Regions from separate parts of the Homo sapiens genome. Here region 2 is linked to region 1. A link is an interaction called in ENCODE POLR2A ChIA-PET data of the cell type or tissue named here. Cell type or tissue: OCI-LY7. All regions are shown on one strand. Each heading gives the region's core, and the rest is flanking DNA. Links, peaks and the distances in the headings are about the cores only. Region 1 holds the start of LOC101928008 (a long non-coding RNA gene). Region 2 overlaps SBF2 (SET binding factor 2).

Region 1 (16,600 bases), core at 6,063-14,062:
AACTCCACTTCCCTTTTAGCAGACAACTTCTCTTCTACTTGCCAAACTCCTATAACTTCTGTTTCTATTTTCTACTATTCAGTACAGCCTTCTATATTGGAAAGGAATAGCATGCCCTACCAGAAGTAATCTACATTATCTTCTTAAATTCACTATAGTCTATATGTAAAATGCTCTTGTTGATAGGAAAAGCACATAATTAAGACTTTGGGCAAAACAACAGGACTCCAAGTCAAAGCTCAGTGACTTAAATCACTTAACCTTTCTGGACTTTATTTTCCTCTTTTATAAAATTGGGAGATTGGGCTTTCATTGGTGATAATTCAGTGGTTCTTAATGTTGGCTGTATATTTGAATTATCTGGGAATCTTTAAAAAAAAATACCAGTTTCTGGGCCCAACCCTCAAACAATTGTATTAGAATCTGAAGCAGTAGAAATAGGGAGACCCAGGCATCTGTGTATTTCTTTAGCCCCACAAGTGATTGTGATTGAGAACCACTGGGCTAAATGGTCACGAAAGTGCCTTTCTCCTTTGAAATTATGTATGCAGTAGCATTTGATGAGTATGCACTATGTGCTACTCATTGGTTGGACAAGTGAATTCAGATATATAAAATGTATTCTCTTTTAAATCTTAACAGTTGCATTATTCCTAGGTTGAATAGAATCAAGATGGCTTAGTACATCAGTCATAAAAGACTGCTTACCATATAATGCGCAACAGTTCATAAAATTAAATAAGGAAAGATGAATTTGTAAGAATAGTTTTGCTTATTTTGAAAAAGTGAAAAGGAGAAAAGTGTCTTAGCCCGCTCCTTCATATTGCTATACACAAATTGTATTTGAAAGTAAACGTATTTTTAAAAGAAACTATGCAGTACTTACAATTTTTTATAGTAGGACTTTTGTGAGGTTAATGGCCATAAACACACATTTTGGACACGTAAACGTGATACTTATGTGGTCATTTAAATTGCTGTAATTTATTTATTTTGAAGTTATGCGTAGTGTGAAATCTCATATTCTCTGCCTTTTCCTTGCTTATGTGGTCATTTAAATTGCTGTAATTTATTTATTTTAAAGTATGCTTAGTGTGAAATCTCATATTCTCTGCCTTTTCCTTTCAAATTTTGAATTAATTTCACTTAGGAAAATTATTTTTGTCAAAGAAAATCTTTTTATTTCCTTTTAAATTTCTAATTTAAAATTTATCCTTTGATGACACATAGAAATATTATAATTTTACATGTTATATAAATGTAGGTGTTAAATACATCCTAGAACTTAAATCCTATGTACATCCTGACTTTGCTTAGCCTCTGGATATGAGCTTGATGTAAGAATATAGTCAGAATTTTTCTAGATTACAGATTGATAGATCCAGGGAATTAGGATTCTGATTATAATAAATGAAGAAATGTATGAGCTGTTAAATAAGATGAACCTAGTTCAGATCTCCCCACCCCCTCCCCACCCTGGCTTACTAGCTGGGAGGCCTTGTTCATTGCCACTCCTGTTATGTTCCTCTACCACTGCCTAAAATGCTCTTCCTTTCCCTTCTGCAAATCCAGATTCTACACTTCCTTTAAAGCTCCATCTTCTCTCTCAATTCTCCCAAAAATCATTTTCTATCCAGCTAGCATGCAGAGATCCTTCTCTGAAATATTTAAATCCCTGTAGACTGTTCCCTCAAACGTAGGAGCTAACCACATATTATTATATTCTGCATGTGACTCTCCTCCCACGGGAAATTGGAAGCTCTTCAAGGGAGGTCTTGAGTGTGCTACTTTTTTTCTAGACTCTCATCTTCATAACCTCAGGTACTTGATAAATAATTATTTATATTTTCCCATGTTTGCTTTAATAAACTCCTAAAAGTCTTGCGCTTAAGTCCAGGCTTGTTTTCCAAAGGCACATATATATAGTATAACATCTTTTACATATTTCGAAACAAACTTTAAAAACCTATTCTCTTTTGCTTTATCCTTATATTAAATATCTTGGATGTCTTTTCAATACTTGAGGAGTATTTTTTTTTTTTTTGTAAAACCTCCCTTCCTATAAAATTGCCTTAAACCAGGTGATCTTATGTGGCACACAGTAGGTTGGGGAGATAGAAAGAATGAAGGCAGTCAGGCTGTGACAGTTTCTTCACTCGAGGAAAGGACTCTGTCTCAGGAGTGGCAAGTCACTTGTCTCTAACTTCTCAGATTTCCAAGAATTCCAGTTCTTGCCTCATTCCTTCTAGTCAAGGATCCCTTCTACTGCTTCCTGTGCTAGTTGTGTGAAATGTAAGTCACTTGCCACTCCTGAGACATAATCCTTTTCTGGAGTGAAGGGCACTTTCTTTCACTGCATCCCTGGGCAGTGTCCTCTTCAAATACATTTCTCTAGCAGAGACTGATGAAGTAAGCAGTAGACACTCTAAAAGTGAGCTATAAAGTGTTGTTGCTGAAGCTGTGTCCTGTCTATTTACAGTGGGTGAGCAGACAGTTGTGCGGAGCTTTCCCATTGCCTCCATCACCAAGGAGAAGAAGATTACAATGCAGAACCAGCTACAGCAGAACATGCAAGAAGGACTGCAGATCACATCAGCATCTTTTCAGGTATTAAAAAAGGAAGCCATTGTTTTACTATTCAAAAATTTTCAAAAGTCAAATGATATTATGGCCATTTTGTGTGGTCATGTGCTCAGAAGTTAAGAGGATGAGAATGGGGAAGATCATAGGGTCTGAGAGGGTAGTCATCAGCTGAGTAAACTCATGAATAGTCTTGGATTTAATCCCTGGAGCCCCTTAGCCAACTCAGAGTACCAGCAGATACTCAATAATGAGTGATCTTAGAAACTTAGACAAGTACGATTGGTTCTTATTCTCTGCCAAGTTATACCTCAATACCTGTTTGATGAAGCCTTTAGATAAAAAGCAATTATCTTGTCATCTGTTTTGAAGGAAATGCCCTGTGGCTGTTCTATGGAAAGGTAAACAGTATAGCTAGGGCTAAAGTTCTATTGGTACTAGTTGCATACCCCTGATAAAGCAAGAGGTTTTCCAGGGGTTTATGACTGTATCAGAACTTTGTAGAATTACTGCAATAACTCAATAATTATTGAATAATGCAAACCAGACCCTGGAAGAAGTGACCTTTTCTTAGTTTTTCCTGTTCTTAAATTCTCAGTTTGCAATATTTTGCTTGTCTTATTCTTCATCACTTCTCAGATTTCTAAGAATGCCAGTTCTTGCCTCTTTCCTTCTAGTCAAGGATCTCTCCTATTGGCTTCTATGCTAATTGTGTGAAATGTAAGGCTGCTGATCTTTAGGCTCCAGACCTTCTCTCATCACCTGAAAGCATTGGCTGCCTAAGGATTTCCTCACTGTCCCGACTACCAAAGAACTCCACACTCAAATATTGCCTAGCTGTACTGATTAGGATTCTAGTCAAATGGATTTCTTTTCTTCCTACATTTGTTGTATCTGGGTAGGAAGAGACCTTATTAGGCCAAATTCTCTATCTGGAACCAACCAGTTGAGAAATGAGAAGGGCGTGTTTGCTATACAATTCCCTATCCCATTGTAGAAGAAATAATCTTAAAGAAACTGACTTGAAGATACATGATTTTCCTTGCCAACTAGCCATTTATGGCAAGTAAACCTTTTTGAGCCTTTTTTTATTTTTAAAAATTTAAAAATTGTATTGCATGTTATCCAAAGTCCCTTTGACCTCCAGTCTTGCCATTTTGTGTTATTATATTCTGTTGTTTGGGGGAAAGTTGCCAGGAAATCCTTAATGCTTCTTTTGTGTTTAATCTCTTTTGCTTCTAGTTGATTAAGGTAGCATTTGATGAAGAAGTCAGTCCAGAAGTAGTAGAGATCTTTAAGAAACAGCTGATGAAGTTCCGTTATCCTCAGTCCATTTTCAGTACCTTTGCTTTTGCTGCTGGACAAACTACCCCACAAATAATTTTACCAAAACAGAAGGAAAAGAACACTTCTTTTCGGTAAGAAGAAAGACAAGTCTGTTAATTTCAGCCCTCCCGTAATTGATTGCAAAAGGAGTAACCTATCCTTTGTGTCCAGGTGTAAGCGATTGCTGTTTTCATTCACTGTTCTGTTTCTGTCAAGCCCATGGGGCCAAGATCATAAAGTTACGGAACAGCAGCATTGATAAATGTAGCAAGTTTCAAAAACTAAAAGCTACCAGAGGCTTTGACTGTCATGTCCATTGCTCACAATGCATTTTTAGAATGTGAAATTCTATTTTCTCTTTTTTCCATATTGATCACTTTCTAAATGCTTTTGACCAATCCCTTCAGCTTTTATTAATATCCAGGCCCAGTGGACAGATTTGCTTTTATCTAGAAACAGGAGGCTATATTTTCTGTTTTTCATAACTCTTGAACATTTCAAACTTACTGAAAATTCATAACAGTAGAACAAAGAATTTCTGTATATATTTTACCCAGATTCACCAGTAGTTTCTACTTTGGTCCATTTGTTTATCATTCTCTCTCTCATATATACACATATTTTTTTTGAGCCATTTGAGTTAGATATAAGATGTCCCTTTATCCTTAAGTACATCACAATATGTTTCCTAAGAACAAAGACATTATCTTTTTATGTTTTTTATTTTATTTTGTTTTTTAAATTTATTTATTATACTTTAAGTTCTGGAATACATGTGCAGAACGTGCAGGTTTGTTACATAGGTATACATGTGCCATGGTGGTGTGCTGCAGCCATCAATCCATCATCTAGGTTTTAAACCCTGCATGCATTAGGTATTTGTCCTAATGCTATCCCTCCCCTTGTCCGGCATTATCTTATATAAGCACAGTAATCAAAGCCAGAAAATTTAATTAATATAAAACTTTTATCTAACCCAGAGTCTATATTCACATTGTGTTAATGATCCTTTTTTAGTTTAGTACCTAACTTTTTTATTCCTGGTCCAGGATCTAATCCAGGATCAGGCATTGCATTTAGTTGTCATATTTCTTTAGTATGAACCCTTATTTTCTAGAAAGTTTTTAGAAATTTATGTTGAAAGTTTTAAACTTCAGTTATGACGAAATAACAATAGTTTTAAGTTATCTTCCATCGGTGATAAAATATAAGGGCTAAAATTTCATTCACTGTTAACCATGTAGAATTCGGGCATCTGCCAATACAAATTACAATACTAGGGAGAGCTTTGCAGACTTTGGAAAAGAGGCCCTTCCTTTGCCTGAAAGAAGGGTAGATTGGGGATTATAGAAAATTTGAGGTTCCAGACAGTATATTATTTCTCAGTTGCACAGCTAGCCACCTGTCTAGCTTTGCTTACCAGGTAATATCCAGGTATGGTATGCTGAAGCATGAGCAAGTTCCTAGGGATTTACAGCAGTGGACCAAGCATCTTGTCTTAGCACCATAGGGTCGGAGAGGAGCCTATGATGTTTGTTATCTCAGCCTTCAATGGAAGAGACAAAGCTTTGTGTGGTATTTTACATTTAGAAACTATCAGAAACATGTATATTTATATTAGTTTCAGAAATATATACCTGTATCAAGCCTGTTATATCAGCTGCAACAGAGATGTAGCAATTTAAAAATTTTAAGAGTTGCCTGGGTATATGAAACAAAAGATATATATAGCTTTAGCTGGGAAAAAATTTCAAAAATCCCATTGAGTTTAAGTTACACCTAGTGTTACAGCTCTTTTAGAATTTGTCTAGCAGACTTTCCAGTTTTTGCCAGAAAGCCCACTAATAAAAATTAAAAAATAAAAGTTACACAAGTGATTTACAATAAGTTTAATTTAGGAAATATCAGTATTTTATGATTCCCAGCTGTTATCTCAAACATGTTTCATAACCTTCAGGTTTACATTGCAAATAACTAAAGATGGAGTCTGGTGAAACTATTTGATAATAAAAGAAGCCTTATCACTTTTTACTGAATGGCAAGAAAACACCAGAAGAGTTCTTTGTGATAGAGAAGAATATAATCAAGAACAGTCTTCAGAGTCTTCACCTCCATCTGATTAGTCAGGAAATAGGTTCTCTGTTTAATTCTCTGGATTGCCTAGATTTTCTGTCAGCAAGAAGGGTTAAATTGTTTGAATAAATAAAGTACTTCTAGGTCCATTACATCTTAGTTTCCCTTTAATTAAAGCTGATTCTCAAAAGGATACTCAAGTTTCTGATTTCTTATTTTTCTCCTTCAAAAAAGGGGAATTATATTATTTTTCTATGCTTCTTAAAGTTTACAGCTAATTAGAGTCAGGACATCACATATACACACTTAAAACAGTTAAGAAATAAGCAAATGTGTTGCCAACTATGAAGGCCATATGATCTCAAAGAAAGGCTTGTGAGTTGGTAGAAAGAGAGTTTGAGTAAGTAGAGAAGTGGGCAGGCTGGCTTTCCATGTAGGAGGACTCCAACAAGCATGCTTTGTGGGAACTGTGGTAGGGACAGTGGCATGAGGATAACCAGAGTGGGTTCAGGGCAGTCCTCCCCGACAAGCTAAACCAAGGAGTTTAGATTTGGGGTGATAAGTAGTTTGTGTCTCACTTTACATTTTCCTGCACGTTTTTCCTAAGACAGTATCCTGATGACAGTGGTGTTTTATGGGAAATTAGTCTACTGCCATATTAAAAGTAACCTAAAGAAGGAGAGGCTTAACAAGAGTCTGGACCAGTAGTGGCTGTGGGAAAGGAGAAGAAACAATTTGAGCTAAGTAGGTGTCAACAATACAAGTAGTGCTTTTATATTAAGTTGACATTCTCTTTGGTTTTATGACTTGTAGTACCTTCTCAAAAACAATTGTGAAAGGTGCCAAAAGGGCAGGGAAAATGACAATTGGGCGGCAATATTTACTGAAGAAGAAGACAGGGACAATTGTGGAAGAAAGAGTAAATCGTCCTGGATGGAATGAAGATGATGATGTATCTGGTATGTGAAAACTTGAATTTCCTTCATTATTCAACTTTATTTCTTATATGAATAAGAGACTCAGATGTAGTTGCACTTACATCTTGATTCACAAAAACCTAGATCTCATGAGAAGATGGAAGCACTTACCAGCTTCTTAGAACTGGGGGAAAAATATTTTCCCAATATCCCATTGTTCAGGTAATATTTTGTTAAATTATACTTCTTTACTAAATTCATACAGCTAATTGGTCATTTTTATGTGTGTCTCATTAAAAGAAGAAAGAAGGGAACCCCACTGCATGGGAAATTTAGGTATAGAGTAGTCCCCTGTATCTTATCCTTCTAGAATAAGAATTTAAGGTAAGGACATTGAACATTTCAAGTTGAAGATTTCAGTTTTTGGTAAGAACATTGTTGGTGCTCTTAATCAAAATGGGGGACCTAAGATGAAGGAATACTTAGGTCATAAGAAAAAATACTTGCTAAATATTTGAAAGAACAGCTACAATATCTCTCAGTGGGAAAAATAGAGGCAGAAAGCTAGTAGCAAAATCTCTGAGTGACTGTTTCCCATTCTTAACCCAGTATCAAATATGCTATGGAATCAGCACTACAGAGAAGCTGATATAATGGGAGGCAGAATGCCATTACACCCTTTTTTTCCCCTCAGGATCTTAGAATCAGTCACCGGTGGTTTTGCAAAAACTACTACTAACAACAACAACATTTTAAAAAAGAAACCTCATCTTCAGAGAAAGCACTGGCTAACCGGTCTCCATTTTCAGTTGCTGGGATAAAGAACCTATGTGGGCCAGGCGCAGTGGCTCATGCCTGTAATCCCAGCACTTTGGGAGGCTGAGGCAGGCAGATCACTTGAGGCCAGGAGTTCGAGACCAGCCTGGCCAACATGGCGAAACCCTGTTGCTACTGAAAATACAAAATTTTAGCCAGGCATGGTGGCATGCGCCTGTAGTCCCTACTGCTCAGGAGGCTGAGGCATGAGAATTGCTTGAACTTGGGAGGAGAAGGTTGCAGTGAGCCGAGATTGCACCACTGCACTCCAGCCTGGGTCGGACAGAGCAAGACTCTGCCTCAAAAAAAAAAAAAAGAACCTATGTGGTTTTGTATGTATGTATGCATGCCCTGGGTGAGAACATGTACATACAAGCTTGCCTTTGGGGCAATGAAAATACCCACCATTATATCACTGAAATAACACCACACCCATTTGTTGGAACCCTGATCTTTTCACAGTCATGTGTCAAACCATAAAAATATTATCGCTACCCATCACTATTGACTCTTCTAACTCAATTTTTTTTATATTTCATGGAACAAAACCTATTATTCTATGATAATTATTCTACTAAAAGACCAAATTATATAATGTTCTTTGCTCCTCTGAAAATTAAAGGCCAACACAGAATTGATACCTGATGATATTGCATTGTGAAGTTCACAAATGGAAACATGAATTGAAGTTCACAAATTGAAACACTTAATTGTTGATGTTCTGCTTTTTTAAAATATATTTTAATGAAAGAGGGCCATATCTTTGCCTGCACATTAGTACTTTGAGTACATTTTCAAAAACTTTGAAAGCTTGATTTGATGTCTCTTACTTTCAAAATAAATAGGGAAGTAAATTAGGACAGTTTTTAACATGGATTTTTTTTTTCCCCAGTTAGAACATGCAGTACCAATTAGGAATGTTCTTTAAAAAAAAAAAAGCCTCCCTAAAATATTTGATTATTGAGTAAATTCTTCCACATCTAAAATTGTAAAGGATTCTGTAACCTGTGATTGTAAAACTGTGAGGGGATTTCCCACGTACACCACATCCTCTAACAAAAATATTTCCAGGAAAAAAGTGTAACTCCTTTATACCTCTCTGAGGAAATAAAGTTATTTTTCCCTCTAGTGAACTTCTGGTTAATCCAGAAATTTCTAATAAAAGTTTATAGTCTGAAAAGTAAACTGAAATCTGGATGATGAGTTTGTATAGTGATTTTATGAAAGATAAATTTTACTGATGGGTTAGCCTCTGACAAACTTTGGGTGTTTTTATAGAGTCCTAAATAGAAATCACTGCAATTTGACAATAAGCAAGCCTTCATGAAACAGAACAGTGTAGGTAATGAATTCAAAATTATATTGTTTTTAGAAATTATTTAAATGGTATTATTTTCCTGACATTTTTTAGTTGAATTACTGATATTTTATTTCTTGACTATTCATTACACTTTTAATTTATGTTTATTTAAGTGTGATTCCTCACAGAAGTTACATGATTTAATTTGTGATATACATAATACTTGTCATCCTAATATAAACCTGTCTTGGTGTAAGAGTCTTCTTCAAAAGTAGCGGGTTTGTTTTTTTTTTTTTTTGCGGCTGGGGGCGGGGTTTGAGACAAAGTCTCGCTCGGTTGCCCAGGCTGGAGTGCAGTGGCACGGTCTCAGCTCACTGCAACCTCCACCTCCCGGGTTCAAGTGATTCTCCTGCCTCAGCCTCCCGAGTAGCTGGGATTACAGGTGCCTGCCGCCACACCTGGCTAATTTTTTGTATTTTTAGTAGAGATGAGATTTCACCATGTTGGTCAGGCTGCTCTCGAACTCCTGACCTTGTGATCCGCCCACCTCAGCCTCCCAGTGCTGGGATTACAGGCGTGAGCCACCACACCCAGCCCAAAAGGAAGTTTTTAATCCTGTGCTTTGAGCTAATCATTTCTTCAATATCTGTCTCTACCATCCCAGTTTCAGATGAGAGTGAGCTCCCCACAGGTACTACCCTGAAGGCCTCAATTGCTTTGAGCTAATCATTTCTTTGATATCTGTCTCTACCATCACAGTTTCAGATGAGAGTGAGCTCCCCACAGGTACTACCCTGAAGACCTCAATTGCTTTGAGCTAATCATTTCTTCGATATCTGTCTCTACCATCACAGTTTCAGATGAGAGTGAGCTCCCCACAAGTACCACCCTGAAGGCCTCCGAGAAGTCTACAATGGAACAGTTGGTGGAAAAAGCTTGTTTCAGAGACTATCAGCGTTTAGGTTTAGGAACCATAAGTGGCAGCTCTTCCCGTTCAAGACCCGAGTATTTTAGAATTACTGCCTCCAACAGGATGTATTCACTCTGCCGGAGGTAAGTGTGTCAGTGGGCTCCAAAAAGAGGTCTTCCTTCCTTTCTTCTTATTTGAATCTTTAATAGGCCATTTGCATCCATAGCCCTGAGATAGATAAAAATGCCTGAAAATAAGAACAAGGTCTCCAGGATACGAGCAAGCATCTCATTGGCATTCTCGGAACAATTACCTTACTGAAAGTACCTCTAGTAGGTGAGAAGGTGAAAGGTAAAGTACTCACCCCCTATGAATTTCTCTTGTCTTTCTCTTCCCAGTTTGCTTCTTTTCTAGCATGACTAAAGATAACTTGAAGAACAGGATTTTCCCAGCCCAATAGAGGACATGAAAGTCTTTTGTAGGCTGGGGAGCCACAAACTCTTTCTATAAAGGGTCAGTTGGTAAATATTTTCAGTTTATGAGCCATAGAGTCTCTTGTTGCAGCTATTCAACTGTGCCGCAAAAGCAGCCACAGACAGTAAGGAAATGAGTAGGCATGGCCAGTTTTGGCCCACAGGCTATAATTTGCTGACCCAGGTGTAGGCAAGGCTTTCTTATGCGGTCTAATTGGAATGTTTTCAAGGGAATATTACTTAAAGGATGTAAATAAAGAGGCATTTTCTTTTTTCAGTTCTTGTCATCTCTCACTGTTTTTCAAATATGTTGAGTCTTATTCCATGCTTTACTATATGTAAATATATATTTTCTAAAATTACATTTTCACCATCCACAAGTTTAGTCATTTTCATCTCCAGGTAAGATTTTTCTTTGCATTTATAAATTCCTGCTTAAACAGCTCTGAAATCACTTTGTAAATTGTAAGCTTTGTACATATTTTAGAAAGTTATCTTAATGTTACTTTCAACCCTGTTGCTCTTGAAGATAGATATGTCATTTTAAATGGCAATTTAAGTTTACAAATATTAATATGAAACTTCAGAAACAAGTTGGGAATATAGTTTTGAGATTGTGGCCAAATAAACATTTTGCATGAAGTTCTGAAAAATTGGCACTCTGAGTATGCAGTAATTTTTCTGGAATTCTCCGTCATTCTAACTAAATTTTCTCTGAAGATGAGTCATGTTGTCGGGGTGTGATGTCCTGCTGTTTGGAAAGTTTGCTATCAAAATTATGCCAGCCATTGAGAAAACAGACTCATTTATCATTCCAATCTGTCAGAAGTAAAATAAAATTTTAATAGATGACTTATTAGAACACTGGTTATAAAGCATTTATGATGGTAAAAAGTAATATATATCCATTAAGTTATTAGCAGGAAGGAAATGGAATAATAAAAAATAATCCAAAAGAAGGCAAGAAAGGAAAAAAAAGGGGACATAGAACAAATGGAATAAATAACAAGTAGTAAGATGGTAGATTTAAATTCAAATATATCCATAATTGCATTAATTATTAATTGACTAAATGTTCCAATTCAAAGAAAGAGATCAGGGTTTGCTTTAAAAAAAAAAAAAAAAAAAAAGTGGCTGGGCTCAGTGGCTCACGCCTGTAATCCCAGCACTTTGGGAGGCCGAGGCAGGCAGATCACGAGGTCAAGAGATGGAGACCATCCTGGCCAACATGGTGAAACCCTGTGTCTACTAAAAATACAAAAATTAGCTGGGCATGGTGGCTTGTGCCTGTAGTCCCAGCTACTTGGGAGGCTGAGGCAGGAGAATCACTTGAACCCTGGTGGTGGAGGTTACAGTGAGCCGAGGTCAAGCTACTGCACTCCAGCCTGGTGACAGAGCAACACTCCGTCTCCAAAAAAAAAGCTTTCTGCTGCTTTTAAGGGACAAATCTAATATACAAGTATATAAAAAGGTAGAAAGTAAAAGGATAGAAAAAATATACCACGCAAAACTACCTTTAAAAAAAGTTGTTGTCACTATATGAATATCAAAGTAGACTTTAAAAGCAGTAAGAAAGGATGGTTGATAATGACAAAAGGTTTATTTTACACACAGCAATTCATTAAGATCAAGTGGAGTTTATTGTAGGAATAGAGTACTGGTTTCACATCTGAAAATCAGTCAGTGTAATTTACCACATTAACAGAATTAAAAAGAAGTTTATTATATAAAGATAAGCATTTTGCAAATGCAAAGTACACTTATGAGTTTTATTTATGTAAATTTATTTATGTAAATTCTGTATTTTTTGTCACATTTGTGATCTTTAGAAAAAAGCTCTCAGCAAAAGAGAGTAAGAATGAGCTCCCATGAGTAGCGCCCTGAAGGCCTCAGAGAAGTCTACAGTGGAACAGTGGGTAGCTCCTTAATCTTCTGTCTTAAAAATCCTACACAGGAAATTACTTATCTTAGAAATAAATAAAATATTAAAAGCTTTTTCTCTGAAATCCTGACAAGGATGCCCATTATCACCATTTCTATTCAGTGTTGTACTAGAGGTCTTAGGCAGTGCAAAGAGACTAGAAAAGTAATAAAAGGTATAAAAATTGAAAAGAAAGAAATAAAACTGCCATTACTCACAGATGACCAAAATGCACATGTAGAAAATCTGTAGGAATCTGCCAATAAACTTTTAAAATTATTAAGTGGATTTAGTACAAGGTCACTGATAAGGTCACTAGTACAAGGTCATTTACAATAATTATATATATACTAAAAACATTATTACAAAATGAAATTTTCAAAAAGTGATGCTATTTTGGTATTATTCCTACTATTTACAGTAGCACTAAAAAACATTACTTAGGGATGAATCTAATAACCAGTGCAAGACCTCTACATGGAATACTTAAAACAATATTGAAGATCATTGAAGAGCTAAATAAGTAGATATTTCAGGTTCTTAGATTAGAATATTCAGTATTCTAAAACTGAATTTCCTGAAATTGTTCTATAGAATCAGTCCCAATCTCAGCAAAATGTTAATGGAAACTGAAAAGGTAATTCTAAGAGTTACATAAAAATGTGGAAGGCAGAGTAGCCAAGATAGTCTTACAGAATAATACTATAGGATGTCAAGAGTTTTTATAAAGCTACAGTAATTAAGACAGTATAGGACTGACACAAGAATGGACAAACGGACCAGTGGAGCAAAATAGGGAATATATTAAACAGAAACACCCCAACATATGTGGATACTTGATTTAAGATAAAAATAACACTTAAGAGCAGTGGATAGAAGATGTTTTTTCAATAAAGGATGCTGGGAAAAATTAATCTTGACCTATTCCCATTGACCTATAGATCTATATGTAAAAGGTTAAAACAATAAAACAATAGGTTTGTTATTAAGGTTAAAGCAAATAAGCTTAAAACAATAAAGCTTCTAGAAGATAAGAGAATGTCTCCATGACCTTGAGGTATAGGGAAAGATTTCTTGGGATAGGAAAAACATTATCTATAAAGTAAAAAATTGATAAATTTAGAACTTCTGTATATCAGGAGATATCATCAAGAGAGTAAAAAGGACTATAAATTGGTTAAATAACTTTGGAAAGTTGTCTAATGCTGTCTAAACATTTAAACATCTACTGAACATATTCATAACCTAATTCCTAGAAATTCTCCTCTTAGGTGGAGTAGAATTTCTAACAGAAATACATATGTGCTCCCAAAAGACATCTACAAGAATGTTCATGGCAACATTCTTAATAATTAAAAAAACTAGAAACTACTCAAAATCAACAAGAGAATAGATAAATGGTATCATACTCACACAGTGAAATACAGTAATGAAAATGAACAAACTACACGTGAGTACAAATAACACGGATGGATCTCATAAACATAATATTGAGCAAAAGAAGCCAAACATGAAAGAATAAACTCTGTTGATTCCCTTTATCTAGAATTCAAAAAGAAGCAAAATTCATCCACATTGTTAGTCAGGATAGTAGTAATCTTTTTTTTTTTTTTTTGAGACAAGGTCTTGCTCTGTCTCCCAGGCTGGAGTGCAGTGATGTGATTCCAACTCACTGCAGCCTCAACCTCCCTGGCTCAGGCGATCCTTCCACCTCAGCTTTCTGAGTAGCTGGGACTAGGCGCATGCCACCAAACCTGTCTAATTTTCTTTTTATTTTATTTATTTATTTTTGTAGAGAAGAGGTCTCACTATGTTGCCCAGGCTGGTCTCAAACTCCTAGGCTCAAGCCATCCTCCCAGCTGGGCCTCCCAAAGTGCTGGGATTACAGGTGTAAGCCACCATGCCAGGCAGGATAGTGGTAATCTTTAAGAAAGAAGAATAAATAGTGACTTGGAGGAAATACTAGATCTTGGATGCTTGTAGTGGTCAATTTCTTGACCTAGGTGGTAGTGATATCACCTAGGTTTTGAGCATTTGTATGTGAATTATGCTTGAATTAAAAAGTTTCCACAACAGCTTCTGAAGCCTAGTCTACCTCTTGAGAGTTAACTGTGGAGCCCAGAGCTGAAGGCTCTGAGTAGTGGGTTAGGATGGGTGGCAGGGAAATTGATATCTTTCATTACGAAATGAGACTGGTACTGGGAGTAGCTTCTCTTGGTCTTTAGGCTTCACACAATTTGCCCCAGCATGAGGGGCTCTCCAGCTGTCATGCAAGCCCATGTCAGGAAGCAGGAGAGAGCCATAGATCTTGTATGTAACAGAGGATGGTCTGTGTGTAGTGCTCATTCACAGTGGAAGGAGATGGCTCACTACAGGGGGCAGGGAGTGAAGGAGTGTGCTCGTTCTTTACCGATTATTGAAGTAGCTCCTGGAACCATTAAACATTATTTCCCTGTCTAATACACATTGTATCTTGAAGCAAGTTGGGAAAAACTGATATTCAAGTGGAGATAGAGGGTCCTAATTATGGAACTGCCTTTTCAGTCTTCATGAGTGATTATGTCTATAGCTTGGTCTTTTCATCAGTTTGTGGTATTACAAAAATTCAGGCCACAGCTTCCTAGATCACCAAAGCCCTAGGCTTTCAGAATGCTTCCAAGTTATCATTGGTTAAGTATGGAAAGTTAATTTGGCATTCAGTAAAGTAGTTGAAGGTTATGATTTATGTGACCATAAACTAGATTTCCTTTCCCTCCTGTCAGCACTGGTTCTTATCAAGATAAGGGATAAGAAGTTCTGGAAATGGATAGTGGTGGTAGTTGCATAACATTGGGAATGTACTAAATGCCACTGGTTTGTACACATAAAAAAGGATAGCATGAATCCTAGCACTTTGGGAGGCCGAGGCGGGCAGATCACCTAAGGTCAGGAGTCCGAGACCAGCCTGACCAACATGGAGAAACCCCATCTCTACTAAAAATACAAAATTAGCCAGGTGTGGTGGCACATGTCTGTAATCCCAGCTACTCAGGAGGCTGAGGCAGGAGAATTGCTTGAACCCAGGAGGCGAAGGTTGCAGTGAGCCAAGATCGCACCATTGCACTCCAGCCTAGGCAACAAGAGCGAAACTGTGTCTCAAAAAATAAATAAAAAATAAAATAAATAAAAAGATACCATGGGCCGGGCGCAGTGGCTCACGCCTGTACTCCCAGCACTTTGGGAGGCCGAGGCAGGTGGATCACCTGAGGTTGAGAGTTCGAGACAGCCTGACCAACATGGAGAAACCCTGTCTCTGCTAAAAATACAAAATTAGCCAGGCGTGGTGGCACATGCCTGTAATCCCAGCTACTCAGGAGGCTGAGAAAGGAGAATTGCTTGAACCCCGGAGGCAGAGGTTGCGGTGAGCTGAGATCACGCCATTGCACTCCAGCCTGGGCAACAGTGAAACTCCATCTCAAAAAAAAAAAAAAAAGGATAGCATGATAAATTTTATGTTAGGTATATTTTCCCAAAATTTATAAATCACCAGCTGGGCACGGTGGCTCATGCCTGTAATCCCAGCACTTTGGGAGGCCAAGGTGGGCAGATCACGAGGTCAGGAGATCGAGACCATCCTGGCTAACACGGTGAAACCCCGTCTCTATTGAAAATACAAAAAATTAGCCAGGGATGGTGGCAGGCGCTTGTAGTCGTAGCTACTCGGGAGGCTGAGGCAGGAGAATGGCGTGAACCCGGGAGGCGGAGCTTGCAATGGGCCGAGATCGTGCCACTGCACTCCAGCCTGGGCGACAGAGCGAGACTGCATCTCAAAAAAAAAAAAAAAAATCACCAAAAAAAAGATATAGGATTAGTGGTTAGGAGGTTATAAATATAAAATCTGTTTTGTGTAATATTTCTAATTAAACTAAAAAAAAGAAATGACTCTGAAACCTGCCTGTCTTCTTGCATTTATTAATCTGTGTGTACTCTTACATGTTATTTTCCCAGCATCATATCCTGTAACTTTATAAGCTAATCTTTTAAAATAAGTATCAACATGTAGTGTTATTAACTATTTAAACTCATTTGACATTTGAACAAATTGTTCTCATGCCAAAAATAATTTGGTTTTGGTTTTTAAGCCTTTCACCATCTCAGGCAGTCTAATATTGGCATGCTGTATTCTCTAATGTCATCTCAGTGATCTATGAATTGTTTACAATTTGACTTGTCATTCTCATAAAGTTGACATTAATCTGGTAATCTTACGATCTTTATTTCAAGTTGTGGAAAAGTAATGTATAA
Region 2 (16,600 bases), core at 5,461-13,460, 94 kb before region 1:
CTCTCTCTTTCTTTTCTTTTCTTTCTTTCTTCCTTTCTTCCTTTCTTTCTTTGTTTTTTTTGAGACAGGGTCTTACTCTCTTACTCTGTCGCCCAGGCTTCAGTGCAGTGATGTGACCATGGCTCACTGTAGCCTCTGCCTCCTGGGCTCAGGTGATCCTCTCACCTCAACCTCCCTGGTAGCTGGGTCTACAGGTGCACGCCACCATGCCTGGCTAATTTTTTGTATTTTTAGTAGAGACAGGATTTTACCATGTTGCCCATCACATAGTCTTAATTAAAGTTTTATAATAAATTTTAATATCTACCAGGGCAAGCCCCCATGCTGTATCTTCCTAAGAAATGTCTTCTGTATTCTTTCCCCTTGTGTTTCCATATCATTTTAGAATAACCTTATTCACTTCCATGAGAGCCTCTACTGGAACTTAAATTAAGATTACATTGAATCCATAGATTAATGTAGGAAGAATTGACATTTTGCAAGTTTTCGTATCTATAAACATAGTATTGTACATCTAGATCTTTAATGTCTTTCATAACACTGTATGGGCTGGGCACAGTAGCTCATGCCTGTAGTCCCAGCACCTTGGGAGGCCTAGGCAGGAAGATTGCTTGAGCCCAGCTTGGACAACATGGCGAAACCCTGTCTCACAAAAAATACAAAAATCAGCCAGCCATGGTAGCACACACCTGTAGCCCCAGCTACATGAGAGGCTGAGATGGGAGAATCACTTGAGCCCACTCGAGGGTGCAGTGAGCCGTGATTGTGCCACCGCACTCCAGCCCAGGTGACAGTACGAGACCCTGCCTCAAAAAATACATGTATGATTTTTCTCCATGAAGGTCTCATACATATTTTGTTAAATTTATTGTTAGGTGCCCTGTTTTGTTGTTGTTACTGTAAATGCTGTCTTTTAAAATTGCATTTTCTAATTGCTTTTTTTAAAATATATAGAAATACAGTAAACTTATCTATTAATATTGCAAACTTCCTTAATTTTAGTAATTTGCCACATATTCTTTTCTGTTTTCTATGTTGGCAATCATATCATCCAGTAATAGGAATGGTTTTTACCTCACTTTCTAAACGTTATATATATATTTTTTTTCTTTCTTATTTTCTGGCAAGGACCTATAGTATAACATTAAATAGAAGTGACAGTAAGTGCCTTTCTTTTAAAGTTTAATCATTAAGCTTTATCTGTGCTAGAAGTTTTGGTAGATATTTGCTATCAGGTTATTAAGTCCATTTCCATTCCTGGTTTAAGAGTTTTTGTCATAATAGGTGTCAGTTTTATGAAATGCTTTTTGTACAGCTCTATCTCATTCTTAATGTGCAATTATTTTTATGATTGAAATCAGTTTATAATTTCTCAAATACTCCTTGGCTGGTATTGGAGCTAAGTTATACTAACGTCAAAAAATGAAATAGGGAGTATTCCTCTGTATCTCTTCTCTGAAACACTTTATGTTAGAGTGAAATCGTGTGTTCCTTGAAAGTTTGTTAAAACTCACCAGTAAAGCCACCTTAACCTAATGTTTTCTTTGGGATAATTTTTTTTTTTTTATTTTTACTGAAGAGACAGGGTCTTGCTCCATTGCCCAGGCTGGGGCTGGCACGCAGGGGTGGGAATCATAGCTTACTGCAGCCTCAAACTTATGGGCTCAAGTGATCCTCCCACCTCACTCTCCTGTGTAGCTGGGACCACAGGCATGCGCCACCATGCACAGCTAATTTATTTTTTTATTTTTTTGTAGAGACAGGGTCTCGCTTTATTGCTCAGGCTGGTTTTGAACTCTCAAGCAACTCTCCCACCTTGGCCTCCCAAAGTGCTGGGATTACAGGCATGAGCCACCACATCCAGCCTTTGGGAGAATATTTTTAATTTCTAATTATAGTCTCTTCAGGTTTTCAGCTTTTCTTGAGTTCATTTTGGTAATTATTTCCTAAGAACATGTCTACTGATTAGTGGCTTTTTTCTTTTTTAAAATTAGTTTTGTCCATTTTATTAGTCTATAAACTCTTTGCCTTTGTATCTTTGCTTTCTGTCTAATTAATTTCTTTTCTATCTTTATTATTTCCATTCATCTAAGTTTTTCACTTGTTCTATTATTTTTTACTTCTTGGGCTGCAGGTTTAAGAGGTTCCCAAATTTTCTGAGTTCACAATGAGTCCTTAGTATCTCAGCAATATTTTCTTGGTGCCCCCTGGGCCAAACCAAATACCTGACAGCTTCATTTAGTAAATCTTTCAGGCCAAGTAATGTGTATTATATTCCTACAACTTAATAGCTATTTGGGAAAAAATATACACTTAAATTTTTTCAAAAATAGTAATATTTTTATTTCATTTAAAAATAACTACAACTGCTTACTAATGGTATACGTGCTCCTGTTGGGTACTACACAGCTGCTCAGACTTTGGTATTAGACTGGCTGCACCACCACCATTTCTATCTTTTAGCATAGTATGTACTTTAAAAAAAATTTTTTTTTGAGGCAGAGTCTCGCTGTGTTGCCCAGGCTGGAGTGCAGTGGCGCGATCTTGGCTCACTGCAAGCTCCGCCTCCCAGGTTCACACCATTCTCCTGCCTCAGCCTCCCAAGTAGCTGGGACTACAGGTGCCCGCCACCATGCCCGGCTAATTTTTTTTGTATTTTTAGTACAGACGGGGTTTCACCGTGTTAGCCAGGATGGTCTCGATCTCTTGACCTCGTGATCCGCCTGCCTCAGCCTTCCAAAGTGCTGGGATTACAGGCGTGAGCCACCGCGCCCGGCCTTAGCATAGTGTGTACTTTTTAATCACAGCAACCACTCAATACCCAGCTTTGCAAAGACACAATATCATTAATAGTAATGTGGCATGATCTAATGTTGAAACCGAATTACTTCAAGCATATAATATCAAGAGATTCAGTGTCAATATACATTCAAAAATGCTGTGTTTCCCCTGAAAATTAAAAATATATGACATCACTCTTGACATTTCCACATAGCACCTAGGATGACTTACTCCACAGTTTAGGAGCGAGGCTTTCAGACATTCTTTTTAATTATTACTTAATATTTCATGGTGCAGGCCAGCTTTTTTCCCCTTTGAACAAAATTTCAACAAACATCCTTGTATATACGTCTTTATTTACTGATACCTGTAGTTAATAAGTATTGGCAGGTTGCTGTCCAAAGGGCTATGTTTCATATCTCCACCAGCAGTTTTTCAGAGTATCTCCTTTCCCATATCCTTACCAACAACAGATTCAGTTGCTCTTGTAAATGTTGTTTGTTATATGGGCAAAAAAGGTGGTAAAAGTACATATAAAGAACTTGTTTGGTTTGCTTCTGATCCCCAGCACCTGAAATAGGGCCTCACCCATGAAAAGTTTCAGTAAATATTTGTTGAGTGAATGGATGCAGGAATCAGTCAACTAACTTATGTTATTGTTACTTCAATTTGTAGTCCCTGCAGTATTAATTGAATTTGAGCATTATTTTAAATGCATGTTTAGGCCGGGCGCAGTGGCTCACGCCTGTAATACCAGCACTTTGGGAGGCTAAGGTGGGCGGATCACAAGGTCCGGAGATCAACACCAGCCTGGCCAAGGTGGTGAAACCCCGTCTCTACTTAAAATAGAAAAAAATTAGCCGGGCGTGGTGGCAGGTGCCTGTAATCCCAGCTACTTGGAAGGCTGAGGCAGGAGACTCGCTTGAACCTTGGAGGCAGAGGTTGCAGTGAGCCGAGATCGCACCACTGCACTCCAGCCTAGGCGACAGTGAGACTCTGTCTCAAAAAGTAAAATAAAATAAATAAAATAAAATAAAATAAAGAAATAAAGCATGCTTGTTTGGCTTTTCTATTTTTCTTTGACTTGCTTATGTATACTTTTTGCCTTTTTTTCTTTTGGGTTAACTTTTTCTTGACATTTTGTAAGAGCACTTTAGTTTAGATATTGCCCTTTACAATTTTTTCCCAAATACATTATTTATCTGTTGACTTTGTGTTTTAACTTTTGCCATAGAAAAACTTTTAATTATATTTGCTCATTTTGGCTAGCCTTTTTTTTAATAACCTCTATATTTTCAGTCTGTTTAGAACATTTTCTTCATCAAGATATATATGTTGTCTAAATTTTCTTGCAAGATTCTTATTGCAGCTGGAATTTATAACTATACAGTATATTAGAAATATCCAGTTTTATTTTCTTCTGAAAGAATGGCCAGTTATTCTGGCAAAATTTATTAAATAATTTGTCATTTTCCTACTAAATTGAACTATAATATTTGTCATGTATTGGATTTTTATACATACTGGGATTTATTTCTGGATTGTTATTCTAATCCATGGATATTTATTTCTAAACGAATACCATATTTATTTGATAAAAGGACATTATGTTCCAAAAGCAAATTATCCTACATTGATTTTTTTTTTTTGTACTTTTTAAGCCATTCCTGGGCATTGATTATTTAATATAAACATTAAGACAATACTGTTCAGTTCCCCGAAAAAAAAATCCACTGGAATTGAGAGTGCAAACCATTTGGAATTGCATTCCATTTATATGTTAATTTTGGAAATTTAATATTATCTTTTTTTTTTCTTTTTTTTTTCTGAGACGGAGTCTCGCTGTGTCGCCCAGGCTGGAGTGCAGTGGCTGGATCTCAGCTCACTGCAAGCTCCACCTGCCGGGTTCTCACCATTCTCCTGCCACAGCCTCTTGAGTAGCTGGGACTAGAGGCGCCCGCCACCACGCCCGGCTAATTTTTTGTATTTTTAGTGGAGACGGGGTTTCACTGTGTTAACCAGGATGGTCTCGATCTCCTGACCGCGTGATCCGCCCGCCTTGGCCCCCAAAGTGCTGGGATTACAAGTGTGAGCTACCGTGCCCGACCCTGAAAATTTAATATTTTCTTATAAGTCTTCCCATCTAATAACATCCAGTTTTCAATTTTTTGTGTGCCTTTCAGTAGCTTTTAAGGTTTTCTTACAAGTTTTTTGGTTTATTAGATGTATTCTTTAGCATGTTATAGTTTATACTGATATTGTGAGTGAAGTATTTTTCTGTTTCCATTTTCAGTTGCTTTTTTGCTATAATAAATCAAAACTATTGCTTTTACATACTTATTTAATACCTATCCATTTTACCGAATTCTCTTATTAATTTCAGTTTTTTATTAGTTTCTTGGGTTTTCTAGACATGCAATAATACCAATTCAAAAGAAAGTTTTATATCTTTTTTGCCCGTTTTTATACAATTTATTTATTTCATCTTCTTGTCATATTGTATTCTCCAGAACCTCCAAGACAATGTTAAATAAAAATCTGATAAAAATTATCACTGTCTTAATCCTAATAAAAATGGTTAGTGTTTTGTTATTTAGGATAATTATTTTTTATTTGGCTTTAGTAAATAATTTTTATTATCTTGAACTAGTTTTCTTCTGTTCCCATTTTGCTTGTTATTTGTATTGGCTGATAAATATTTTTCAATTGCTTTTCAGCACTTATTATAATGTTTTTCTCTTCCTTAGTGTCCTGATTTAATAGATGAAATTGATAAATTTTTTTCATTGATCCATGATTGCATTCCTTTATGCTTCCCACAAAACTTTATCTTTTCTCTGTGGAAGCTTGTAGGATCTTCCCTTTGACCCCAGTCTTCAGAAATGTTATAGTGATGTCCGCTGATGTCATTGGGGTATTTGCATATATTGTGCTGAATATGTGTCAAACCCTTTTAATCTGGAAGCTTTTGTCCTTAAATTCTGGGCAATTTTCTTTAATCTTCCTTCTTTTTCTCATTTTGCTCTTCTGGGATTTATACTATTCAGATGTTGGCCCTTCCTATACTTTGAGTATGTTCCTCAGAATTCATGTGTTAGAAATTTGGCCCCTGATGTGTTGGTGTTGGGAGGTGGGACCTTTAAGAGATGATTAGGTCATTGACAGTGATTAATGCCACTCTTTCTTAACTGAGTTAATCCTCAAGGGAGTAAAGGAGTTCTTGCTCTCATGTGCCATGTTGGTTTGCTGCAACTATGAACTTGTCATTTACATTAGGTATTTCTCCTAATGCTATCCCTACCCCAGACCCCCACCCCTGACAGGCCCCAGTGTGTGATGTTCCCTGCCCTGTGTCCAAATGTTCTCATTGTTCAATTCCCACCTATGAGTGAGAACATGCAGTGTTTGGTTTTCTGTCTTTGTGATAGTTTGCTGAGAAGATGGTTTCCAGCCTCATCCATATCCCTGCATAGGACATGAACTCATCCTTTTTTATGGCTGCATAGTATTCCATGGTGTATATGTGCCACATTTTCTTAATCCAGTCTATCATTGATGGACATTTGGGTTGGTTCCAAGTCTTTGCTATTGTGAATAGTGCTGCAATAAACATACATGTGCATGTGTCTTTATAGTAGCATGATTTATAATCCTTTGGGTATATACCCAGTAATGGGATTGCTGGGTGAAATGCTATTTCCAGTTCTAGATCCTTGAGGAATTGCCACCCTGTCTTCCACAATGGTTGAACTCATTTACAGTCCCACCAACAGTGTAAAAGCATTCCTATTTCTCCACATCCGCTCCAGCATCTGTTGTTTCCTGACTTTTTAAAGATCACCATTCTAACTGGTGTGAGATGGTATCTCATTGTGGTTTTGATTTGCGTTTCTCTGATGACCAATGATGATGAGCATTCTTTCATAAGTCTGTTGGCTGCATAAACGTCTTCTTTTGAGAAGTGTCTGTTGATATACTTCACCCACTTTTTGATGGAGTTGTTTTTTTCTTGTAAATTTGTTTGAGTTCTTTGTAGATTCTGGATATTAGCCCTTTGTCAGATGGGTAGATTGCAAAATTTTTCTCCCATTCTGTAGATTGCCTATTCACTCTGATGGTAGTTTCTTTTGCTGTGCAGTAGCTCTTTAGTTTAATTAGATCCCATTTGTCTATTTTGGTTTTGTTGCCATTGCTTTTGGTGTTTTAGTCATGAAGTCCTTACCAATGCCTGTGTCCTGAATGGTATTGCCTAGGTTTTCTTCTAGGGTTTTTATGGTTTTAGGTCTAACATTTAAGTCTTTAATCCATCTTGAATTAATTTCTATATAAGGTGTAAGGAAGTGATCCAGTTTCAGCTTTCTACATATGGCTAGTCAGTTTTCCCAGCACCATTTATTAAATAGGGAATCCTTTCCCCATCTGTTGTTTTTGTCAGGTTTGTCAAAGATCAGATGGTTGTAGATGTGTGGTGATATTTCTGAGGCCTCTGTTCTGTTCCATTGGTCTATATATCTGTTTTGATACCAGTACCATGCTGTTTTGGTTACTGTAGCCTTGTAGTATAGTTTGAAGTCAGGTACCATGATGCCTCCAGCTTTCTTCTTTTTGTTTAGAATTATCTTGGCAATGTGGGCTCCTTTTTTGGTTCCATATGAACTTTAAAGTAGTTTTTTTCAAATTCTGTGAAGAAAGTTATTGGTAGCTTGATGGGGATGGCATTGAATATATAAATTACCTTGGGCAGTATGGCCATTTTCACGGTATTGGTTCTTCCTATCCATGAGCATGGAATGTTCTTCCATTTCTTTGTGTCCTCTTTTATTTCGTTGAGCAATGGTTTCTAGTTCCTCTTGAAGAGGTCCTTCACATCCCTTGTAAGTTGGATTCCTAGGTATTTTATTCTCTTAGTAGCAATTGTGAATGGGAGTTCACTCATGATTTGGCTCTCCGTTTGTCTGTTATTGGTGTAAGAATGCTTGTGATTTTTGCGCATCGATTTTGTATCCTGAGACACTGCTGAAGCTGCTTATCAGCTTAAGGAGATTTTGGGCTGAGACGATGGGGTTTTCTAAATATACAATCATGTCATCTGCAAACAGGGACAATTTCACTTCCTCTTTTCCTAATTTAATACCTTTTATTTCTTTCTCTTCCCTGACTGCCCTGGTGAGAACTTCCAACATTAAGTTGAATAGCAGTTGTGAGAAAGGGCATCCTTGTCTTGTGCCAGTTTTCAAAGGGAATGCTTCCAGTTTTTGCCCATTCAGTATGATATTGGCTGTGGGTTTGTCATAAATAGCTCTTATTATTTTGAGGTACGTTCCGTCAATACCTTGTTTATCGAGAGTTTTTAGCATGAAGGGCTGTTGAATTTTGTCAAAGGCCTTTTCTGCATCTGTTGAGATAATCATGTCTTTTTGTTGTTGGTTCTGTTTATGTGATAGATTACATTTATTGATTTGCGTATGTTGAACCAGCCTTGCACCCCAGGGATGAAGCCGACTTGATCGTGGTGGATAAGCTTTTTGATGTGCTGCTGGATTCGGTTTGCCATTATTTTATTGAGGATTTTCACATTGATGTTCATCAGGGATATTGATCTAAAATTCTCTTTTTCTGTTGTGTCTTTGCCAGGCTTTGGTATCAGGATGATGTTGGCCTCATAAAATGAGTTAGGGAGGATTCCCTCTTTTTCTATTGATTGGAAGAGTTTCAGAAGGAATGGTACCAGCTCCTCTTTGTACCTCTGGTAGAATTCGGTTGTGAATCCGTCTGCTTCTGGACTTTTTTTGTTGTTGGTAGGCTATTATTGCCTCAATTTCAGAGCCTGTTACTGGTCTATTCAGAGATTCAACTTCTTCCAGGTTTAGTCTTGGGAGGGTGTATGTGTCCAGGAATTTATCCATTTCTTCTAGATTTTCTAGTTTATTTGAGCAGAGGTGTTTATAGTATTCTCTGATGGTAGTTTGTATTTCTGTGGGATCGGTGGTGATATCCCCTTTATCATTTTTTATGTTTTATTTTTATTTATTTATTTTTGAGACAGTCTCGCTCTGTCACCCAGGCTAGAGTGCCATGGCACAATCTCAGCTCACTGCAAGCTCCGCCTCCCAGGTTCATGCCATTCTCCTACCTCAGCCTCCCGAGTAGCATTTTTTTATTGCATCTGTTTGATTCTTCTCTCTTTTCTTCTTTATTAGTCTTGCTAGCAGTCTATCAATTTTGTTGATCTTTTCAAAAAACCAGCCCCTGGATTCATTGATTTTTTTGAAAGGTTTTTTGTGTCTCTATCTCTTTCAGTTCTGCTCTGATCTTAGTTATTTCTTGCCTTCTGCTAGCTTTTGAATTTGTTTGCTCTTGCTTCTTTAGTTCTTTTGATTGTGATGTTAGGATGCTGATTTTGGATCTTCCCTGCTTTCTCTTGTGGGCATTTAGTGCTGTAAATTTCCCTCTACACACTGCTTTAAATGCGCCCCAGAGATTCTGATACGTTGTGTCTTTGGTCTCATTAGTTTCAAAAAACATCTTTATTTCTGCCTTCATTTCGTTATGTACCCAGTAGTCATTCAGGAGCACTTTGTTCAGTTTCCATGTAGTTGAGCGGTTTTGAGTGAGTTTCTTAATCTTGAGTTCTAATTTGATTGCACTGTGGTCTGAGACACAGTTTGTTGTGATTTCTGTTCTTTTACATTTGCTGAGGCATGCTTTACTTCCAATTATGTGGTCAATTTTGGAATAAGTGTGATGTGGTGCTGAGAAGAATGTATATTCTGTTGATTTGGGGTGGAGAGTTCTGTAGATGTCCATTAGGTCCACTTGGTCCAGAGCTGAGTTCAAGTCCTGGATATCCTTGTTAACCTTCTGTCTCGTTGATCTGTGTAATATAGACAGTGGGGTGTTGAAGTCTCCCATTATTATTGTGTAGGAGTCTAAGTCTCTTTGTAGGTCTCTCAGGACTTGCTTTATGAATCTGGGTGCTCCTGTATTGGGTGCATCTATATTTAGGATAGTTAGCTCTTCTTGTTGAATTGATCTGTTTACCATTATGTAATGGCCTTCTTTGTCTCTTTTGATCTTTGTTGGTTTAAAGTCTGTTTTATCAGAGACTAGGATTGAGGATTGCAACACCTGTTTTTTTTTTTTTTTTTTTTTTTTTTTTTTGCTTTTCGTTTGCTTGGTAGATCTCCCTCCATCCCTTTATTTTGAGCCTATGTGTGTCTCTTCATGTGAGATGGGTCTCCTGAATAGAGCACACCGATGGGTCTTGACTCTTTATTCAATTTGCCAGTCTGTATCTTTTAATTGGGGCATTTAGCCCATTTAAATTTAAGGTTAATATTGTTATGTGTGAATTTGATCCTATCATTATGATGCTAGCTGGTTATTTTGCCCATTAATTGATGCAGTTTCTTTGTAACATTGATGGTCTTTACAATTTGACATGTTTTTGCAGTGGCTGGTACTGGTTGTTCCTTTCCATGTTTATGCTTCCTTCAGGAGCTCTTGTAAGGCAGGCCTGGTGGTGACAAAATCTCTCAGCATTTGCTTGTCTGTAAAGGATTTTATTTCTCCTTCATTTATGAAGCTTAGTTTGGCTGGATATGAAATTCTGGGTTGAAAATTATTTTCTTTAAGAAGGATGAATATTGGCCCCCTCTCTCTTCCGGCTTGTAGGGTTTCTGCCGAGAGATCCACTGTTAGTCTGATGGGCTTCCCTTTGTGGGTAACCTGACCTTTCTCTCTGGCTGCCCGTAACATTTTTTCCTTCATTTCAACCTTGATGAATCTGACAATTCTGTGTCTTGGGGTTGCTCTTCTCGAGGAGTATCTTTGTGGTGTTCTCTGTATTTCCTGAATTTGAATGTTGGCCTGCCTTGCTAGGTTGGGGAAGTTCTCCTGGATGATATCCTGAAGAGTGTTTTCCAACTTGGTTCCATTTTCCCCATCACTTTCAGGTACACCTATCAAATGTAGATTTGGTCTTTTCACCTAGTCCCGTATTTCTTGGAGGCTTCGTTTGTTGCTTTTTACTCTTTTTTCTCTAACCTTGTCTTCTCACTTTATTTCATTAATGTGATCTTCAATCACTGATACCCTTTCTTCCAGTTGATCGAATTGGGTATTGAAGCTTGTGCATGCGTCACGAAGTTCTCGTGCCATGGTTTTCAGCTCCATCAGGTCATTTAAGGTTTTCTCTATACTGTTTGTTCTAGTTAGCCATTCGTCTAACCTTTTTTCAAGTTTTTAGCTTCCTTGCGATGGGTTTGAACATGCTCCTTTAGCTTGGAGAAGTTTGTTATTACTGACCTTCTGAAGCCTACTTCTGTCAACTCATCAAAGTCATTCTCCATCCAGCTTTGTTCCATTGCTGGGGAGGAGCTGCGATCCTTTGGAGGAGAAGAGGTGCTCTGGTTTTTAGAATTTTCAGCTTTTCTGCTCTGGTTTCTCCCCATCTTTGTGGTTTTATCTACCTTTTGTCTTTGATGTTGGTGAACTACAGATGGGGTTTTGGTGTAGATGTCCTTTTTGTTGATGTTGGTGCTATTCCTTTCTGTTGTTTAGTTTTCCTTTTAACAGTCAGGTCCCTCAGCTGCAGGTGTGTTGGAGTTTGCTGGAGGTCCACTCCAGACCCTGTTTGCCTGAGTATCACCAGTGGAGGCTGCAGAACAGCAAATATTGCAGAACAGCAAATACTGCTGCCTGATCCTTCCTCTGAAAGCTTCGTCCCAGAGGGGCACCCATCTATATCAGGTGTCTGTCGATCCCTACTGGGAGGTGTCTCCCAGTTAGACTACACAGGGGTCAGGGACCCACTTGAGGAGGCAGTCTGTCCATTCTCAGAGCTCAGCCGCCATTCTGGAAGAACCACTGCTCTCTTCAGAGCTGTCAGACAGGGACTTCTAAGTCTGCAGAAGCTGTCTGCTGCGTTTTGTTCAGCTATGCCCTGCCCACAGAGGTGGAGTCCATAGAGGCAGTAGGCCTTGCTGAGCTGCAGTGGGCTCCGCCCAGTTCGAGCTTCCTGGTTTCTTTGTTTACCTACGCAAGCTGCAGCAATGGCAGATGCCCCTCCCCCAGCCAGGCTGCCACCTCAAAGTTCAATCTCAGACTGCTGTGCTAGCTTGCAGTGAGCAAGGCTCTGTGGACATGGGACCAGCCAAGCCTGGCATGGGAGAGAATCTTCTTGTCTGCCAGTTGCTAAGACCTTGGTAAAAGTGCAGTATTTGGGTGGGAGTGTCCCGTTTTTCCAGGTGCAGTCTGTCATGGCTTCCCTTTGCTGGGAAAGGGAAATCCCCCAATCTCTTGCTCTTCGCAGGTGAGGTGACACCCCACGCTGCTTCGGCTCACCCTCCGTGGGCTGCACCCACTGTCCAACCAGTCCCAATGAGATGAAACAGGTACCTCACTTGGAAATGCAGAAATCACCCGTCTTCTGCATCGATCACGCTGGGAGCTGCAGACCAGAGCTGTTCCTGTTCAGCCATCTTGAAACGGATCTCCCCAAGTTAATAACTTTTTAACATGTATAGACACCTTTGAAACTATCACAACAATCAAAATAATGAACCAATTTATTATCCCCAAAAGTTTCTTGTACTCTTTTGTACAAGAAAAGGGATACAAAGGATACTCTCCCCTCTTCTCAACACCCTGCCTCTATACCCATTCCCAGGTGACTGCTGATCTTTTCTCTGCCACTATAGATTAGGTTGCATTTTCTACATTTTATGTGAATGGAATCAAATATGTAATTTTTTTGGTCTGGCTTCTTTTACTCAGCATCATTATTTTGATGTATGTAGTATGCATCAATAGATCATTCCTTTTTAATGGTGAATAGTACTGTTATATATTGTATAAATATTAGGTTGGTAAAAAAGTAAATGCAGTTTTGGACCATGAATTTTAAATCATTATAACTAGGCTCAAACACATTTTTTTTCACCTGTTTGTACTTTTTTTAAAATTCTTTATATTAATTTCTGAGGTACATGTCCAGGATGTGCAGGTTTGTTACATAGGTAAACGTGTGCCATGGTTGTTTGCTGCACCTGTCAACCCATCACCTAGGTATTAAGCCCAGCATGCATCAGCTCTTTTCCGTAATGCTCTCCCACCCCCACCATCCCCCAACAGGCCCCAGTAAGTATTGTTCCCCTACCTGTGTCCATGGGAGCTGAACAATGAAAACACATCTTTATTAATCAGAATAGGAACCGTTACAATCAACACATTTTTGCCAGTTAATAATAAGTTTCTTTATTCCTGTAGCATAAATGTCTGTGCTTCAAGATTCAACGAACTCTTGGAAAGCATTTTCTGCATCCTGCTGGTTGTGGAAGCATTTTCCCTGCAAAAAGTTGTTGAGATGCTTGAAGTGGTAGTCAGTTGACCAGGGGTTGGGTGCATACGGTGGATGAGGCAGCACTTTGTAGCCCAATTTGTTCAACTTTTGAAGCATTGGTTGTGTGACATGCATTGTCATGGAGAAGAATTGGGCCCTTTCTGTTGACCAATGCCAGCTGCAGGCCTTGCAGTTTTCGGTTTATCTCATCGATTTGCCAACTATACTTCTGAGATGTAATGGTTTCGCCAGGATTCAGAAAGCTGTAGTGGATCAGACTGGCAGCAGACCACCAAACAGTGACCATGACCTTTTTTGGTTGCAAGTTTGGCTTTGGGAAGCGCTTTGGAGCTGCTTCTTGGTCCTACCCCTGAGCTGGTTGTCACTGGTTGTCATATAAAATCCACTTTTTGTGGCACATCACAATCCAATTGAGAAATGTTTCCTTGTTGCATAGAGTAAGAGAAGATGACACTTCAAAACGATGGTTTTTTTTTTTTTGTTTTTTGTTTTTTTTGGTTCAGCTCATGAGGCATCCACTTATCGAGCTTTTTCACCTTTCCAGTTTGCTTCAAATGCCAAATGACCATAGAATGGTCAATGGTGAGCTCTTCGGCACCTTCTCGTGTAGTTGTAAAAGGATGAGCTTTGATGATTGCTCCCACTTGGTTGTTGTCAACTTCTAATGGCTGGTCACTACACTCCTCATCTTCCTCTTCTCCTTTGCAAAACTTCTTGAACAAGCACTGCACTGTATGTTCATTAGCAGTTCCTGGGCCAAATGCATTGTTGATGTTGCAAGTTATCTCTGCTGCTTTATGACCCGTTTTGAACTCGAACAAGAAAATTGCTTGAATTTAATTTTTATCTAACATCATTTTCATAGTCTAAAACATGAAATGAACAGCAAGTAATAAGTCATTAACAAAAGAAAAATAAAGTGAGAAATGCCCATTAAAATGATGTATAAAACATAACCACATTTATTTAAGAACGTATTCCAGTATCAAACGGCAGATTCCAACAATGCAAATACCTCAGTTACTTTTGCTTATCCATTCACATGTTAATGAATATTTGATTCATTTCCAGCTGGGGCCTGGTACAAGTAAAACTGCTCTCAACATTCATGCATAAGTCTTTGATGGACATAATGCATTCATTTATCTAGTTTAAAATAACAGGAGTGTATTGGCTGGACCCTATAGTATGTGTACTTTTAACTTTTTAAGAAATGTCCAAGCTGTGTTTCAAGCAGCTCTATCATTTTACATTCCCACCATGAGTATATGAGAGTTCCAGTATTTCCACATCCTCTCCAACACTTCCTGTAGTCAGTCTTTCCATTTGAAGCCATCCTAATAGGTGTGTGGTTGTATCTCATGTGGTTTTAATTTGCACTTTCCTAATGACTGATGATATTGGACATCTTGATTTATACTTATTTACCATCTATATATCTTTGTTGATGTATGTTCAAATATTTTGCCCTTTTTAAATTGGGTTGTTTGTTTTCTTATTACCGAGTTTGGAAAAATTTTTATATTCTGAATACAAGTCCTTCTCAAATATATGATTTTCAGTTATTTTCAGATATTGTCTTATATTTTTATTCTCTGAACAGTGTCTTTTAAAGATCAGAAGCTTTTTATTTTGATAAAGTCCAGTTTATCAATTTTTTATTCATGAATAGATATGCACTTGGTATCATATCTAAGAAGTCTTCTCTAAACCCAAAGTGACAAAAATTTTCTCTCATTTTCTTTAAAAATGCTAAATGTTTAGGTTTCATATTTAGATCTCAGCTGTTTCTAGTTTATCTTTTTAATTTGGTATAAGGTATGGGACCAAGTTCATTTCTTTTACAAACAGATATAGAGTTGTTGTTGCATCATTTGTTTACTCACTGAATTGGCTTTGCACTTTTGTGAAAAATAGTATAGATTTAAGTGCAGACATTAGCTGTAGGGTTTTTTTGTAGATACTCTCTTATCTGTTTATGAAAGTGTCCTTTGATTCCTAGGATACTGAGGAATCAAATAATTGATGTGGTATTTTGTCAGATTTTTTTTCCGTATCTTTTAAGGTGATCAGATAGTTTTTCTCTTCAGTTTTTTAACAGGGTGAATTACATTGGTTGATTTGCTAATGTGAAACCAGCTTTCCATTCTAGTTGATCATGATGTATTTTTTATTTTTTTATTTAATTTTTTATTTTATTAGAGACAGAGGACTTGCTATCTTGCCCAGACTGACTCCAGTGATCCTCTTGCTTCAGCCTCCCAAATAGCTGGAACTATAGGCACATAGTACTGCATCCGGTTTAACTTGTCGGATTTGATTTGCTAATTTCTGTGTCTGGTTTTGGTAGCAGGGTATTGCTGGCCTCATAAAATCAGTTGGGAAGTGCATACTCCGGCTCAATTTTCCAGTAGAGTTTGTCTAGAATTGGTATTATTGCTTCCTTAAATATTTGGTGGAATTCATAAATAAAGATATCCAGGCCTAGATCTTTCTTTATGAGAAGGTTTTTAACTTCAAGTTCAATTATTTTGTAGATGTAATGTATTTGGGTTATTTATTTTGTAAGAGGTATTTAGCAATTGGTATCTTAAAAGGAATTTGTTCATTTTGTCAAAATTGTCCAATATATAGATATAACATGTTAATCCTAGTTCTTTATTATCTTTTTAATATCTATAGAATCTAGAATAATGTCATCTCTCTCATTCCTCATGGCAAAAATGTGTTGTCTCCCCTTTTTATCCTGTTCAGTCAAGCTAGAGAGTTATACATTTTATTAAATTTCTCAGAGAACCAGTTTCGGGTTTCATTGATTTTCTCTCTGTTGTTTTTATGTTGTCTATTATTGATTTCTACACGACATTTTATTTCCTTTCTTCTACTTACTTTATATTTAATTAGCTCTTTGTCCATTTTCTTAAGGTAGATGCTAATGTGATTGATTTGAAACCTTTCTTCTTTTCTAACACAGGTATTTAGTGCTAGAAATTTCTCACTAAATACCGCCTTATTAGCAGCCAACAAATTTTTATATAATATGTCTTCATTTTTATTCATTTTTAAATACTTTCTCATTTCCCTTTTGATTTCTTCTTTGAACGCTTAGGTTATTTAGAATTATGTTATGTAGTTTATATTATACTCTTTGCGTGGATCTTTCAGAGGTTTTTCTCTTAATGCTTTCTAACTTCTATCATGTTCAGATAACATGCTTTTAAATTCATTGGGAGATGTTTTATGGTCCAGTATATGGTCTATATTGGCAGCTATTCCTTATGCACTTGAAAAGAATGTGTGTTCTAATATAAGAATTTTGATTGGTATAGCATTATGAAATTTTAAGTAGGGGCCATCCTTTTGCTTTTTCCCTACTTAAGATTTTCAGTCTTTCCAATGGTAGTTTGTTAAAAGGAAAAAAAAAAAGACAATTTTTTTTATTCTTAAGGCTAAACT

The links. Peaks named below come from ENCODE experiments on the same cell type or tissue, not always from the same donor. Only the 100,000 strongest peaks of a DNase experiment are listed, where the experiment ranks them.
Region 2: POLR2A ChIA-PET joins it to region 1 with 10 read pairs; 2 of 35 experiments call an interaction of 5 or more read pairs at or near these places.

The regions. Positions count from the first base shown.
Region 1 is chr11:9,832,963-9,849,562 of GRCh38, reverse strand. SBF2 (SET binding factor 2) reads left to right here. Exons shown (of 40, transcript NM_030962.4): 23 at 2,480-2,607; 24 at 3,823-3,998; 25 at 6,793-6,938; 26 at 9,867-10,065. It overlaps LOC101928008 (a long non-coding RNA gene), which reads right to left and starts at 10,421. Exons shown (of 3, transcript NR_120539.1): 1 at 10,287-10,421. It also overlaps the pseudogene RNU7-28P. In OCI-LY7, for the core only: no CTCF peak of the experiment used is centred there; no DNase peak of the experiment used is centred there.
Region 2 is chr11:9,926,300-9,942,899 of GRCh38, reverse strand. All of the region lies in intron 16 of SBF2 (SET binding factor 2), which reads left to right. It overlaps LOC101928008 (a long non-coding RNA gene), which reads right to left. Exons shown (of 3, transcript NR_120539.1): 3 at 13,637-14,010. Among named protein-coding and RNA genes, the nearest start is that of LINC02709, 180 kb to the right of the region's middle. In OCI-LY7, for the core only: no CTCF peak of the experiment used is centred there; no DNase peak of the experiment used is centred there.